Regions from separate parts of the Mus musculus genome. Here region 1 is linked to region 2. The links are chromatin loops, found by intact Hi-C in ENCODE. Cell type or tissue: left cerebral cortex. All regions are shown on one strand.

Evidence for each region. A loop is a pair of places that touch in the nucleus more often than their neighbours do. Peaks named below come from ENCODE experiments on the same cell type or tissue, not always from the same donor. Only the 100,000 strongest peaks of a DNase experiment are listed, where the experiment ranks them.
Region 1: it touches region 2 in a loop (2.5-fold over the local background); 2 of 42 quality-filtered maps call a loop at or near these places.

The regions. Positions count from the first base shown.
Region 1 is chr7:45,993,611-46,001,610 of GRCm38, reverse strand. Abcc6 (ATP-binding cassette, sub-family C (CFTR/MRP), member 6) reads left to right here. Exons shown (of 31, transcript NM_018795.2): 15 at 541-613; 16 at 2,482-2,608; 17 at 2,785-2,961; 18 at 4,789-4,956; 19 at 6,271-6,430. Among named protein-coding and RNA genes, the nearest start is that of Gm45983, 26 kb to the right of the region's middle. In left cerebral cortex, no CTCF peak of the experiment used is centred here; no DNase peak of the experiment used is centred here.
Region 2 is chr7:45,762,960-45,770,959 of GRCm38, reverse strand. It overlaps Gm39009 (a long non-coding RNA gene), which reads right to left and starts at 5,607. Exons shown (of 2, transcript XR_882070.1): 1 at 4,733-5,607. In left cerebral cortex, a CTCF peak has its summit at 3,234 (motif pointing right); no DNase peak of the experiment used is centred here.

The DNA of each region.
Region 1 (8,000 bases), 230 kb before region 2:
ACCAGACTGGCCTTGAACTTATTACGAGGCTAAGGTTGGACTTGAACTCATGATCTTTCTGCCTCCACCATCCAAATACTGAGATTACAGGCACAAACCATCACACTGAGATTACTTATTTATTTACTTAAATACATAAATAAATACCTTTATTGATGATCTTCATATATAGCCCAAGCTGGCATCACATTTACTCTGTAGCCCAGGCTAGCCTCCAACTCATCACCCTCCTGTCTCAACCTCCCAGGTGCCAGGATTACAGGCATGAGCCACAACACCTCGTTCAAACCTTATTTATTTAAAAAAAAAAAGGCAGCAGGTAGGATTTGAACCCCTGGATGAGGCCACTTGTCCCTGAATTACAATGTCATTGTTGTAGGATTGCTGTCAAGTAAGTAGATAGCAGGGCCAGGGCCTTGTAAAGCTTCTGGCTGAAAAGATGTTTTGTTGATGGAGCCTTCGAGGCCTTGAACACTGAGCACTGGGATGCCGGGAGGGCAGTTAGTACCAGCCCTGTAACTGTCTTCCTGTGTCCTGTAGCCTCGAAGGATCGAATTTCTGTACACAATGGCACCTTCGCTTGGTCCCAGGAGAGCCCACCCTGCCTGCACGGGTATGAAACCCCACAGAGATTCTCTTGGCTTATGAGAAACTGTCCTACCTGGACCTGGAGGATAGGCTAGGCCAGGCCAGGCCAGGGTTCTGTGCATGGAGGCAAGGGTTCTTGCATGCCGCAGCCCTATAGAGGGGGCATAGGGTACCCCACAGAGCATCCCCCATCATGCAGGAGACACACCTCTGTTTCCCACCTGACCAAGAGGAGTCTTGAGGCCCAACCTCACCAGCTGTGACCTCCTTCTGTGCCTCTTGTATCAGTTTCAATTGCCACCCAGCCCCAAGATACCTCAGAAAGAGAAAGAAAGTCTGGCCATGTGTGTCCAACTCTATCCATACTCTCAGGGGTGGCTACCGAGCACTCGCTTGCTGTGCACAGGCTCTTTTCTGGATGCTGGGACAGAGGGAACGCTGGGGCTCTGCTCTCTTGGGGTAACATTGGATGGACATGGGACACAAGTGGAAAGTCTGGGGAAGGGGCAAAGCTGGTGATGTGGGTAGGTTGGCATTCCAGCTGAGGGTATAACAGAGGTCAGGGGAAGGCTCTTTGAACAGCAGGGAAACCAAAAGCAAACACTGTGAGGCAGAAGCATAGGAGGCTCAGGCTCTCTCAGTCTCACCCTGTGGTCTCACCCCGTGGCCATCTGGGCTGAGAAGTCCTCGCCGCTGGCTGCCCTGGGCCTTGTAGAATGTTTGGCAGAAGAGCTTCTGAACTCCATCCCCAATCAGCCACGGGACAAAAACACCTCTAGATGTTGCCAAATGACCCCACCCAACTAAGGCAAAGTCACCCCTGCTGAAAGCCACTGGGCTATGCTTAAGAAGCACTAAGCTTAAGGTGGTGGTGCACGCCTTTAATCCCAACACTTGGGAGGCAGAGGCAGGAGGATCTCATGAGTTCGAGGCCAGCCTGGTCTACAGAATGAGTTCCAGGACAGTCAGGGCTACACAGAGAAACCCTGTCTTGAAGAAAAAAGAAAGAAAAAGGAAGGAAGGAAGGAAGGAAGGAAGGAAGGAAGGAAGGAAGGACGGGAGAGAGGGAGGGAGGGAGGAAGAAAGAGGAAGAGAAAAAAGAAAAAGGAAGAGGAAGATAGAGGAAGGAGCGGAAGCAGAAGCAGAAGCGGGAGCACTAAGAGCACGGCTGAGTGTAACTCATACTCACCAGAACTTCCTTCTGACTCTGTCGAAGCTTGGAAGGGTTATGAACTGGTTTGGTTTTTTGAAACAGGGTCTCATTGTGTAGTCTCGGCTGGCCTGACTCTCATTCTATAGCCCAGGCTGGCTTCAAACTCAGTGATCCACCTGCCTCTGGCTCCCTAGTGCTGGGATTAGAGGTGGACATCACCACACCCAGCCCTGACTTGCTCTTTCACAGGTCCCTGTGGCTTCTGGGTAAGGGCTGACTTCAGAAGATGGGCAGGAGTAAACTGGGGCAGAGGTGGGGAGAGCAGCAAGGCATGCATTGCAAAGGCCTGAGTAAGACACTACTGCAGCCAAGCTAGCATGCCATGATCCCCTCTGTGTGTGCACGTGTGTATATGTGTGCATGGATATGCATACAGTGGCAAACATGTAGACACACACATGTACTTACATTTGCATACTAGCTATGCACGTGACTGTGTATACTAATGTCTGTGGCATGTCCGTAAGTGTTTATGTGGCAGGCACATCTGATGTGCTCAGACGGCAGAAGAAAGGCAGTTCAGATAGCCAAACACGAATCAGGCAGGAGAGGCCCTGTATATTCTCTTAATGGTCTCCCCAAGGTCTGAGTAGCCGGATGGGGTGGGTGTGTCTGGAATTGCCTGCTTCTGTACACACCCAGGCTGGGCCTTTAGGGCTGCATCTCCCCTGTGTTGTCAGGATCAACCTCACCGTGCCCCAGGGCTGTCTGCTGGCTGTTGTGGGTCCAGTGGGGGCTGGGAAGTCCTCCCTGCTGTCTGCCCTGCTTGGGGAGCTGTTGAAGGTAGAAGGGTCTGTGAGCATTGAGGTAAGACCGTCCCCATTCCTCCCTGCCCCGGCCGCTAAGGTGTATTTTCAGAGATGCTGCATGCGTGTCTTCCCCTCACAGCCAAGAGCCCTCCATTCACTGGCTCAGCCTCCCTCCCTCTGAGCACCCAGTTTCCCTACTCTCCTATGAACTACCAACAGTAAGAAGTGTTTCAGGGTTCCGTGGCTTACGTGCCTCAGGAGGCCTGGGTCCAGAATACCTCTGTGGTGGAGAATGTGTGCTTCAGGCAAGAGCTGGACCTGCCCTGGTTGCAGAAAGTTCTAGATGCCTGTGCCTTGGGGTCTGATGTGGCCAGCTTCCCTGCAGGAGTTCACACCCCAATAGGGGAGCAGGTGAGGAGACCCTGGGATCTTATGTCTCCCTGACCTGAGGGCAGGAAGATGGGGGAGAATAGGGACAGAAAGGGGGGAGGGAAAGAGACCCCAGTTCAGGGCCAAACATACAGCACTGTTCAGTTATTGAGGAGAAACTAAGACAAAGGGAGAGCGGAGTGCCTGCTGGGTGATGTTAATGAGTCTGCTTCCCCTCTCTTGGCCTCACCAATGTATCTGAGCAGAGATGGTCCCCACACAGGACACAGGCATCTGAAGCTATAGAACCAACAGAATCAAAAAATATGTGCTAAGGACCAAATCTGGCCCACTACTTGTTTTTGTAAATAAAGTTTTATTGGGACACAACCATCTATCCAGTGACTCACAGTCTATGACTACTTTTGCTCTCAGATGTCAGAGCTGGGTAACTGCGACAGACATCAAATGGCCCTCAAACTTTACAAGAGTTACTTCCTGACCCATCCTGGAAAGAGCGGGCTGGGCCCTGAATTAGGGAACTGAGGCTCCATCCTGTGGATCAGACCCAGCCCTTTGCAGATTCTGAGCAACTGCTTCACTTCGGAGCTACAGCCCCTACTTTGTTTTTGTTTGAAATGGGGCCTAGGACATTTGGGGAGGGGGTTCCATTTTTCTTTTTTGGACAGTGTCTCTTTGTGTAATAGTCCTGACTGTCCTAGAACTTGCTATGTCGACCAGGCTGGCCTCTAACTCAAAGATATCTGTCTGCCTCTGCCTCCTGAGTGCTGGGATTATGTACCACCATGCCTTCCTGGGGTCTAGAACTTTTGATCCTTTTGCCTCAGCCTCTTGAGTGCTGAGATGACAAGCGTGTGCCACACCTGGCTCAGGCCCCCTAAGTTTCCATTCCTTCTCCCTTTAGACGGATCCCAGCCTAGGGGGTAGAAAGCACTGTGCCAACAGGTCCTCACCTAGTCCCTCTTCCCAGAACTCTCAGGTTTCCCCATTTCCCTCAGAGTCAGAGCAAAAGTTTTGACCATCCCCATAAAAGCTTCCATGTGAGCCTATTTCTTGCTCTCCTTCCTCTCTGGTCATATGTCCCTGGTCCTCTCTCCAGCTACAGGACCCCATCATGCACACTCATAGTCCAGGGCCTACATACATGCTCTTTCCCAGAGGGACACACAGGGATATGCCCCCTCCTACTGTCACCTTCAAGGGCAGGCCTGCCCTCAGCACCTTTCCCAGTGCACACTCATTAGAAAGGGTCAGAAAGTGTGGGAGCGGGTTCCTCACTGCTAGAGCCCTACAGCCAGGCATACCCCAGTAGAGCAGTAATGGGTGAGCATTGGCTGAATAAATGGATGGGTGAAAATAAGGACTGGATGTGTAAGGCGACGGGGAGTAAGTGGTGTCCTCAATGCACATGTCAGCTGTGGAGAAGAGGGAAGAAACACTGGGCAGAGACTGGGGGGAGTCATAACCTGGAAGGGGAGATGAAGAACAGTGCACACAGTGCCTCTGGAAGGGAGGCTGGAAGGGGGAGGGAGCAGGCTCAAGCCAGCAAGGGTGCTGGCTCAGTGTTTCCAGCCAAGGGTGACCCAAGGCACCTTGAGCTGCCACTGGCTGAGTGAGCAGGGTTGTCCCTTGCCTATGTCATTCTGTTGTGTTGCTGTCCTACTTTTGTTTTCTGAGACATTGTTTCACCCTGTAGCCCTGGCTGTCCTGGAACTCACAGAACCACCTGCCTCTGCCTGCCAAGCACTGGGATTAAAGGTGTGCTCCACCACTGCCCTGCCACCCCCTGGTCATTCTGATGTCCCCAGCAGATGTGCATCTGAGTCCCTGTCTCCCTCCTGTTCCCAGGGCATGAATCTTTCTGGGGGCCAGAAGCAGCGGCTGAGCTTGGCTCGGGCTGTGTACAAAAAGGCTGCCATCTACTTGCTGGATGACCCCCTGGCAGCGCTGGATGCCCACGTCAGCCAGCAGGTCTTCAAACAGGTCATCGGGCCCAGTGGATTGCTCCAGGGTACGGTAAGTGAAGCTGAGGAAGTCCTGAGAGTTCTGTCCTAGCCAAGGACCATCTCATCAGCCCTTCTTGAGTCCAGTTTTCTTCTTTGTATCAGTCAGCTCTTCCTGCAACAATGCTGTGTAACAGTTTCCCAAATCAGTGGCTTGCACTTATATTTTTCTCAGGAAATGTGTAGTTAAACTACCCATAATGTTTCAACTTTATGATGGTCTAAAATTGGTACACATTCAATTTTTTAAGATCTATAGATTTTGATCCTTCCCTGGAGTCCCAATACTTTCTCACAATGCTAGTTGTGGCTGTGAACTGGGGCTCCATATGTTATGCATCTTGAGGAGAAAGAAGCAAGCTCCGAGAAGTACCTTGTGGCAGAGCCTGGTGCTCGGCGTATTAAGTGTAATGCATTCCCAGGATGGTATATGGCTCAGTGGTAGTATTGCATGCACAGAGCCCTGAGTTGCACCCCCACATTCATGAACCAGTGCCATGGTGTATGCCTGTAATCCTACCTGTTGGGAGGCAGAGGCAGGATAATCAGAAATTTAAGGTTATCCTTGATGGCTTGGCTAGCTTTAACTGTTAAGTTAGCGCAGACTAGTCATCTGCGAGGAAGACCTTGATTGAGGAATCTCCTAGATCAGAATGGCCCTTGGGCATGTCTGTTAACTGATGCAGGAGAGCCCAGTCCACTGTGGACACCACAACCACTGTCTCTAGGCACATGGTCCTGGGCTGCACAATGTAGCTAGCTAAGCGTGGTCCTTTGAGGGTGCCACCCAACCAGCCACACCCTCATGTCTCCTCTGTAGTTCCTGGGCTGGGTGTGAGTGCCCCGGTTGGAGGTAATACCACATGGAATAGGAAGCAGGCCTGCCTGCCTGGACTCCCCTCGGTGATGGACTGTGACCTGGAAGTATAACCCAAATAAATCCTGTCCTCCTTTACGTTGCATTTTTGGTCACCGTGTTTGTCACAGCAACAGAAAGGCAGTTAGAACACTTGGCCACAGAGTGATTTGAAGACCAGCCTGGGCTACATGAAACCCTGACTCAAAAAAAAATTTTTTTTTTAAATGTATTTCCACTTGTTATATTTTGAACCAAAGGTGAGTTTCTCAGATGACCCCATAACCCCATTAGAATGAGAAGCTCTCAAAGGTTGGCCTTAAGCCCACATCTTCTAAATTTGCAATACCCCCACTATTCTCTTCAGATATAGTAGTCTCCAGAAGAAGTGCAGGTACATAGGAAAGGGCATTCCCACTCCCTGACCTGGGGACCCTCCAGCGTGCGTAACTTCTGCCCTTCCCTGCCCAGACTCGGATCCTTGTAACACACACGCTGCACGTCCTGCCCCAGGCTGACCGGATCCTGGTGCTGGCCAATGGGACCATCGCAGAGATGGGCTCCTACCAGGACCTTCTGCAAAGGAACGGAGCCCTGGTGGGTCTTCTGGATGGAGCCAGACAGCCTGCAGGTGAAGGAGAAGGACGTATTGTCTGGGCATCGCTGAGTCTCTGTGCCTGGCTCCCTTTAGGAGAAGGCTGCAAGGGTCCCACTGATGTGAGTGCAGTACTTAACCATACCCATCTTGAGGGCCCACCTGGCACTGCAGTCCTGCACACAGGCCACACACCCCCCCAAAGGAGGAGCCGAGGACACTGCCTGGGGCCCCCAGTGTCTCTCATCATACTCTTGGCTCTCTGCATGTTTATGTGTGTAGGTGTACATGTGTGTTCCAGTGTGCTTACCTATGTGGTTGGAGGCTGGAGGAGAATCTCAGCTGTCAGTCTCAGCAGTAGTCCATCTTGCTTTCAGGGTCTTTTATTGGGATCTAAGGCTCCCTGATTCTGCTGGACTGGCTGGCCAGTGAGCTCCAGGGACCCTGCTGTTCCCACCTTCCCAGGGCTGGAGTTATGGGCATGCACTACCATGCCTGGCTTCTTTTTTAGGTTCAGGGTTTGGGGCTTGGGTCTTCACACTATGAGATAAGCTCTTTACCAACTTAGCCATTTTCTCGGCCCTAATTGTACAATATTTCACTTGAGGACACCAGAGCCCTCCGAGGTGGGGACAGCCACTACTGCCCTTGTACAGAAAAGGAAAATGAGGACTACACCTGTGGCCCTAGAGTAGCAGCCAGTGTCTATGCTCAGAGATGCTCAGAAGACACTCCAGAGAGCTTTGCTCCTAGGAGCCTCTGTATTCCAGAGGGTAAACACCAAACTTCCAGAAGTGACATCGGCCACAAATGCAGTGAGAAATACCAACTAGCACACTTCACTCATTTCTGTTCATTCAGTCAGCATGGGACCTAATTGTCTCCATTTCACAGATGAAGAAACTGAGGTCTGCAAGTTAAGAAATTAGCCCAAGGTTACATACATGTATGGCTTGTTGGCAACAGGGCTGGGCCACAAAGCCAAACTGCTAGGTGCCAGAGAACATGTTTTAGAATTGGTAGGACATGTTGTCCCCCATTCCCCCCACGTCTCAACTCCTGATTTAATGTTATTCCCACTCTTGGGTCCTGCCTTGTCTAGAAACAGCATTGGCCCTAAATGATAGACTGGGGAGATGGCTCAGTTGGCACAGAGCCTTGCAACAGAAGGACCTGAGTTCAGTCCTTGGCATGCATGTAAAATGATGGGTGTAGTAGCACACACATCAATCCCCGCTTTGGGGAAACTGAGACAGGAGGACTCATGGGACTTGCTGCCCCGTCAGCCTAGCCTCATGAGTTCCAGGCCAGTGAGAGACTGTCTCACAAAACAAGGTACACAACACTCAAGATTGTCCTCTAGCAAGCTGAGCGTGGTAGCGCACGCCTTTAATCCTAGCACTTGGGAGGCAGAGGCAGGTGGATTTCTGAGTTCAAGGCCAGCCTGATCTACAAAGTGAGTTCCAGGACAGCCAGGGCTATAGAGAGAAACCCTGTCTCGAAAAACCAGAAAGAAAGAAAGAAAGAAAGAAAGAAAGAAAGAAAGAAAGAAAGAAAGAAAGAAAGAAAGAAAGAAAGAAAGAAAGAAAGAAAGATTCTCTTCTAG
Region 2 (8,000 bases):
AGGCGTGTGCCTCACAGCCCAGTCCTGACTTTTTATTACTTCCACTGAATGCTAAGGATCACAGGAGCCTTCGGTTCAAGGTGCCAAGATGTAATGTTCATTTCTGGGAAGGGCCAGGTCTTGAAGAGACAATACGAACTGTACAGCCTGCCTTAGGAGCAGAAAGGCTTTCCAAGCAGAAACAACCTCATTTGTCAGGAACAAGTCAACGTTTTTGCCCTATCCATTGCTCTCATTGGAGGACTAGAATAGCCTGACACCAGCAAAAATATGGGCAGGTAGCACCCTTGTGGCATGTCTGCCTCTGTGAGCTGGGGGGTGGGGGTGGGGCTCAGGAGAACTTCCAGGCAGTTAATAAGTAGCTATCTTGGTCTCTTGGCCAGAACTGAACAAGTATGCTGTCATCATAGGGAGCTTGTTCCTGGGTGGGTGTCCCTGGGCTGGTGTTCCTGGGTATGTATGTGTCCCTGTGACGGTGCTGGCCTGGACAGAGGCAAACTTTCAGTTTCCCTCTGCCGGGACAAAGTAGTTCTCCGAGATAGAGAGAAGGGCTGGGCAGGGGTTGGCTGCGCTCTGTTCTGCCCGCCGTGGGGCTTAGCCTTACAATCCTGTCTCCCCCTGGTACTCTGCCTTCTTGAGCTACTTCCTTCTACCCCATTCTGCCCCACTTCCTTTGTCACCACCTAAAAAGCTGGTGACATTATTGTGTTATTTGTTTATGTGTCCATCTGCATGGGGGTATGCCCCTGTGCATAAGTGCCAACTAGAGGTCAGAAGAGTGTCAGAAATCCTGGAGCTGGAATTACAGGTGGGTGGGAACACCAGGTTGTGGATGCTAGGAACCAAACTCCGGTCCTCCAGAGCAGCGAGTGCGTGCGACCGCTGTGCTGCCCACCCACCCCCCACCCACTCTCGGTTTTTATTGGAAATGTAGATGCCCCCATCTCTGAAAACCCCTCAGTCTTCCACCTGCCTTATTTCCCCCTCCCCCCATGATTTGGTATTTTCAGTCACGAGCTATAGGCCCACATACAATTTGCTCTTTTCAGACCCAGTTAGGCAGCCAGGCCGGCCTTGATCTTAAGATCTCCTGGCCTCAGGCTCTCAGGTGGTCCAATCACAGGTGTGCTCCACCAAGCATCATTGATGCACTAATAATATGTTTTATTATTACGGGATCTGGGGAGACGGCTCAGTGGATAAGAGCACGTATTGCCTCTTCTGGGCATATATCCAGAAGATGTTCCAACTGGTAAGAAGGACACATGCTCCACTATGTTCGTAGCAGCCTTATTTATAATAGCCAGAAGCTGGAAAGAACCCAGATGTCCCTCAACAGAGGAATGGATACAGAAAATGTGGTACATTTACACAATGGAGTACTACTCAGCTATTAAAAAGAATGAATTTATGAAATTCCTAGGCAAATGGATGGACCTGGAGGGCATTATCCTGAGTGAGGTAACCCAATCACAAAAGAACTCACATGATATGTACTCACTGATAAGTGGATATTAGCCCAGAAACTTAGAATACCCAACATACAAGTTGCAAAACACATGAAACTCAAAAAGAACGAAGACCAAAGTGTGGTCACCTTGCCCCTTCTTAGAATTGGGAACAAAACACCCATGGAAGGAGTTACAGAGACAAAGTTTGGAGCTGAGACGAAAGGATGGACCATCTAGAGACTGCCATACCCGGGGATCCATCCCAAAATCAGCCTCCAAACACAGACATCATTGCATATGCCAGCAAGATCTTGCTGAAAGGACCCTGATATAGCTGTCTCTTGTGAGGCTATGCCAGTGCCTGGCAAACACAGAAGTAGATACTCACAGTGGATGGATCACATGGCCCCCAATGGAGGAGCTAGAGAAAGTACCCAAAGAGCTAAAGGGGTCTGCAACACTATAGGTGGAACAACAATATGAACTAACCAGTCCCCCAGAGCTCGTGTCTCTAGCTGAATAGGTAGCAGAAGATGGCCTAGTCGACAATAATTGGGAAGAGAGGCCCCTTGGTCTTGCAAACTTTCTATGCCTCAGTACAGGGGAACACCAGGGCCAAGAAGTGGGAGTGGGTGGGTAAAGGAGTGGGGGGGGGTATGGGGGACTTTTGGGATAGCATTTGAAATAGAAATGAAGAAAATACCTAATTAAAAATTTTAACATTAAAAAATGTTTAAAAAATCAAATAAAAAGATTGTTTAAAAAAAAAAAAGATGTACACCGCTAGTTGTATTGAAAACATTATCTAGTCTTAAAAAAAAAAAAAAAAGAGCACGTATTGTGTATTGCTCTTGCAGAGGTCCCAAGCTTGGTCCCAGCACCCCTGTTTTGCACTGATCTGTAACTCCAGTTCCAGGGGACCCGACAAAATCATCTAATTCATCTTCTGGCCTCTGAAGGCACCTGCGCTCATATCCACACACACACATATGTCTAATTTAAAAAATAAAAATGTCTTTTTAAAATTATTATTAAGGAGCTCACTATGAAGCCCTGGTTGGCCTTGAACTTGCAGGGATCCTCCACCTCTGCGTTACAAGACATGTGACACCCAGCAAAAATAGAATCTTTACTTTTCTTTTTTTTCATTTGAGAAATGGATGTCATTTATAACTGACACACAGCTCTGCTTCTCCATTTGTCCTTGGCCGTAGCAACACCAACTCCCACCTCCCTTCAGGTCTCTGGGTCCCTCTGACCACAGGCCCTCCACACTGGCCCTTCCCCATGCCTATATCATGTCTCCAGTCAGCCACAGTCTATGTTCTGACTCCAAAGGTTACCTTTTCCCAAATGTCCCCACCTAAAACTGTCCAGGTGCACAGACCAGCCCACTCAGCCACCCCACATCTTCCTCCACTATAGTCATGTGATATCAATTTGTGTGATGTCAGGTGTCTTTCTTTTTTTTTGTTTGTTTGTTTTTTGTTTTCTGTTTTTGTTTTTGTTTTTTTGAGACAGGGTTTCTCTGTGTAGCTCTGGCTGTGCTGGAACTCTGTAGACCAGACTGGCCTCGAACTCAGAAATCCTCCTGCCTCTGCCTCCCAAGTGCTGGGATTAAAGGTGTGCGCCACCACGCCCAGCTCAGGTGTCTTTCTTTATCACCATTGCATAAATAATGTGTAGCTGCTGTAACAGAAGAAATTTAAATTTAGTGAGGTTTTTAGGCTGTTGCTGTTGTTGTTGTTTACTTGCATTTGTGTTGGGTTATGTGCACATGAGCGCAGGTGTTCAAGAGGCCAGAAGAGGGTGCCAGACTCTTGGGGCTGGAGTCACGAGCAGTTAAGAGCATGGATTCGAGGAACTGAACCTGGCTCCTCTGCAAGAGCAATACCTGCTTTTAACCGTGAAGCCATCTCTTTAGCTTCACTGGTGGGGTTTTTGTTTTAAAATAGGGTCTCATGTGCTCAGGCAGGCCTAGAACTTTATAGAGGAGAGGATAACATTGAACTTCTGCCTCCACCTCCTAGCTGGAAGTTTTTGAGCTTTCAAGACCAAGTCCTACTCCAGAGCTCTGCCTGGTATTGAATTTACCAAGTAACCCAGGGTGGCCTGAAATTTGCAGGGATCCTCCTGCCTCGTTCTTTCTGGGTCATCATCTAATTCATTAACATTTCTTCTCCCAGTCTGTCCAAGAGCCCAGAGCCCAGCACATAGCAGGTGCTCCACGGAGCGTGTGCTGAGTGCACAGTGAACAGGGAGAAGGAGGGAGGTGGAAGTTTAGTATAACAGGTTTTGGGGAACCAAGAGCTGAGGAAGAAGGGGGTGCTGAAGGCAGAGGGGGGCGGGGATGGGTGGCCCAGGAGGCAGAAGGCTGAGCCAGGAGTTGGGGCGTCCTGTTCTCCCACTTGAGTCGCCTACGCACTCTTTTCTTTTGGGCTGGGCCTTGCTGGAGACACTACAGGGAAAGGAGAGGAAGGGGAGGGGGAGGGGGCAGGGGAAGGGGGACATGGGGAGGGGGTGCCTAACTGGCAGGGCTGGTTTGGCTGGTCCCTGCATTTGGCAGAAGACTGGGACAGGGAGAGGCAAGAATGGTGCTAAGACAATTCCTGCGCGCCACGGAGTAGATGGAGAGTTAGCACCTTGATCATTGTCCCAAGACACCTCTTCCCCTCCCCCCCCCCCGAAAATGCCACACCCACATCTGGAACAGGCTGAGCTTGTCTCATCTCTGGCACACAGGAAATTCCTCTCCCTCAGGCTTATGGATCCAGACCTGGACTTTCCTGGTCAGATTCATGAGTCCAAACCCCAAACCTCCTCTCTCAGACTAGACCCACAAACCCTGGACCTCCTTCCTCAGACTAGATAGACCCAGGCCCCATGCTCTGGCTCATACCCTCACTTCCCAGTTAATCCCTGGGCGTCCTTAATGCTCCTGCTCTTTGCCTACCTGCCCACCTCTACCCATTTCCTCTGTGGCCAGGCAGCCTTCGCAGACCCAGGTTATCTTGTTCTGAGCATCTCTTTCATTGTCCACCAGTCGTGGGCCAGGCCATCCCTCTTGAGTAGTGACACGTGTGGGGCTTCAACGTGGCCTTGAGCCCTGTGCCTAGATGCTCAGGGAAGCAGGGCTGGGTGTGAGCGGTATGGAGCAATCAGGGTGGAGAGCAGGTGGGGTTTCTGCCACACCACCCACCCACCCCAAGATGGACTGGCTGATTAGAGGAGGGACAGGAGGTGGGGAGGGCAGCTTGGGGTGTCAACTGCCCGCCTCTTACCCCACCAGGTGGATTCGAGGTCGTCATTTCCTCCCGAAAGGGACTGTACAGTACTCATGGAGACAGTGGAATTCCCCCTCCCGGAACTTGCCCTTTTCTCATCCGTTTCCAGGACTGGCGTGTTAAATGTGCATTCTCATCTGTCTGGGTCCTAGAGCTCCAGCTGCATCCCTCAGATCCAGGACCCAGACTCATCCCTACCCTCCCCCCTCCCCACCCCATTCAGGTTCCTCCTCCCTGTCTCAGGATTGGAGCCCCAGCCTCACCCTCTGGGGAGCCCTGCCTCTCGCAGGCTGAGCTCTCCTGGTATTTTTGGCAATTACTGGATTTTAATGGAAAGGCTGGGCTCTCTGAAGGTGACAGTGGCCTGATTCTTTGGATACATGACCTCATGACCCAGTGACCTGCCTTTCCCACGTGTGAACTCCATCAGCAAAGTGGCACAACACTGTGCTGGGGGAAGGGTCTGATGGCTCAACTAGAAGATGTTAAGAAATGATACTGAGGTCTAAGTCAGAGCTGCCATCCCCTGTGTGGGTCACTAGGGATAGGCATGTCTCCGGATGTCCCCACTCAAGGCCCAAGGTGACATCCCTCCCCAGGGCTCCCTTCTGTGGCTGGAGGGATACCTTGTCCTAGCATCTCTCCAGCCTTTACCCCAGCAGATCTATCTCCTCAGGTCTCATTCTAAGAGAGAATGTTGCAGTTTCCCTCAACAGTCTGTCTACACACTGATACACCCACAGTTGGTAGATAGCACGGACATGGTGCGCACGTGTACAGGCGTCCACCCACTATCCTTCTACTCAACTATCCGATCATTCATCTACCTATCCATCTCCAAGTGTTTGTGTGTGTGTCTGTGTCTGTGTGTGTGTGTGTGTCTGTGTCTGTGTGTGTGTCTGTGTGTGTGTCTGTGTGTGTGTCTGTGTGTGTGTGTCTGTGTGCATGTGTGTCTGTGTGTATCTCTGTGTGTGTGTCTGTGTCTGTGTGTGTCTCTGTGTGTGTGTGTGTGTCTGTGTGTGTCTGTGTGTGTCTGTGTGTGTGTCTGTGTGTGTGTCTGTGTATACCTGTGTGTGTGTGGGTGTGTGTCTGTGTGTGTGTCTCTGTGGTCACCTGTGTGGACAGCTTCATGCAGACAGAGCCAAGAGTCAACTTCAGCTGTCCTTGCTCAGGAGTCTCCACCTTTGTTTGACGACAGAGTCTCTGTCACTATGACTTGGGGATCACAGGCAAGACATGGCTGGCTGATCCACAGCCCCAGCGTCTTAGCTCTGGGTTGGGGCTCAGGAATACACTGCCAGCCCTGACTTTCTACCTGGGTTCTGAGGGTCCAAATTCTGGTCTTCATGTTTGCCCAGCAAAAGTACTTTGCAAACTGAGCTACTTCCTACCTGATCCATCACACAGCTGCTTTCTTTTTCTTTTTTAAGATGTATTTATTAGCTGGACAGTTATGGCCCACACCTTTAAAGCCAAGACTCCAAGACAGAGGCAGGCAGATCTCAGTGAGTTCAAGGCCAGCCTGGTCTACAAAGTGAGTTCCAGGACAGCCAGGACTACACAGAAACCCTGACATGAAAATGTTTAATTTTGTTTTCTGTATCTGAGTATTTTTACCTGCATGTGAATCTGTGTACCCCAGTGCTGAGAAGTGGGTCCCCCTCAAGACAAGAGCAGCCAGGGCTTTTGTGTGTGTGTGTGTGTGTGTGTGTGTGTGTGTGTGTGTGTATTTGGTTTTTCAAGACAGGTAGCCCTGGCTGTCCTAGAACTCACTTTGTAGACCAGGCTGGCCTTGAACTCAGAAATCCGCCTGCGTCTGCCTCCCAAGTGCTGGGATTAAAGGCGTGTGCCACCATGCCTGGCACAGCTAGGGCTTTTAACTGCTGAGACATTTCTCTTTAGCCTCTCATCACATAACACTTAAAGTTTTGTAACCCTCTTAGATCCTCCGTCTGTACAGCCAACACTGACTTCAAAGTCGAGAGCCTCCCGCTCTGGCCTCCGGAGTGTGGAATCTCGAATGTGCAGTGCCGCGCCATGTTTCTCATGCCTTTTAAAAATTATTTTACTTTTAGGCTTTGTTAGTTGTATTTGTGTGGCTTTGGGCATGTTCATGCTTGCCTCTGGAGGCCAGAAGAGGATGTCAGATCCTCTGGAGCTGGAGTTAAAGGTGGTTGTGAACCACCCAACAAGTATTGAGACCTGAACTCAGGTCCTCTGAAAGACCACTGAGTGAGTGCCTTCCTTTCTTCCTTCCTTCCTTTCTTCCTTCCTTCCTTCCTTCTTCCTTTTTTTTTTTTTTTTTTTTTTTTTTTTTTTTGGTTTTTTCGAGACAGGGTTTCTCTGTGTAGCCCTGGCTGTCCTGGAACTCACTCTGTAGACCAGGCTGGCCTCGAACTCAGGAATCTGCCTGCCTCTGCCTCCCGAGTGCTGGGATTAAAGGCGTGCGCCACCACGCCCGGTCCTTCTTCCTTTTTTAAAAAAAGATTTACACACACACACACACACACACACACACACACACACACAGTGACTGTCTTCAGATGCACTGGAAGACGGCATCGGATCTCATTACAGATGGCTGTGAGCCACCATGTGGTTGTTGGGATTTGAACTCAGGACCTCTGGAAGAGCAGTCAGGGCTCTTAACCTCTGAGCAATCTCTCCAGCCCCCTTCTTTTTTTAATACAGGGTTTCTGTGCGTAGTTCTGGAGCTGTCTACATAGCCAGTAGACTAGCTGATCTCAAATTCACTGTGATCCACCTATCTCTGCCTTCTAAATGCTGGATTGAAGATGCATACCAACATACTTAGCTGTCTGTGCTCTTAACCAGTGAGCTGTCTCAGCAGCATCACCACATTTTCTTTCTTAAAGAAAAGAGAGGTTGGAGAAAAGGCTCAGCAGTTAGGAGCCCATACTGCTCTCACTGAGGACCGGACGTCAGACCCCAGCACCAGCGTGCAGCAGCTCACCATTGTGACTGCAGTTCTAGAGGGTCTAATGCTGTCTTCTAGCCTCCTTGGGTACCTCCTGCACTCTGCACATATGGAACACTGGACATACACATAGAACTTACAGATAAAATAGAAATCTTTAAAACGTATTTCTGAAAATTAAAAAATTAATTGAAGTTAATTTTGGAATGTAATTTATTTAATCCAATTAAATTATCTCAACATGCAATCCATACCAAATTTTCCAGGTATTTGACAAGTCTTGAATTTTCAATTCCAATGCCCAATTTTCAGTGATTTAACTGACAT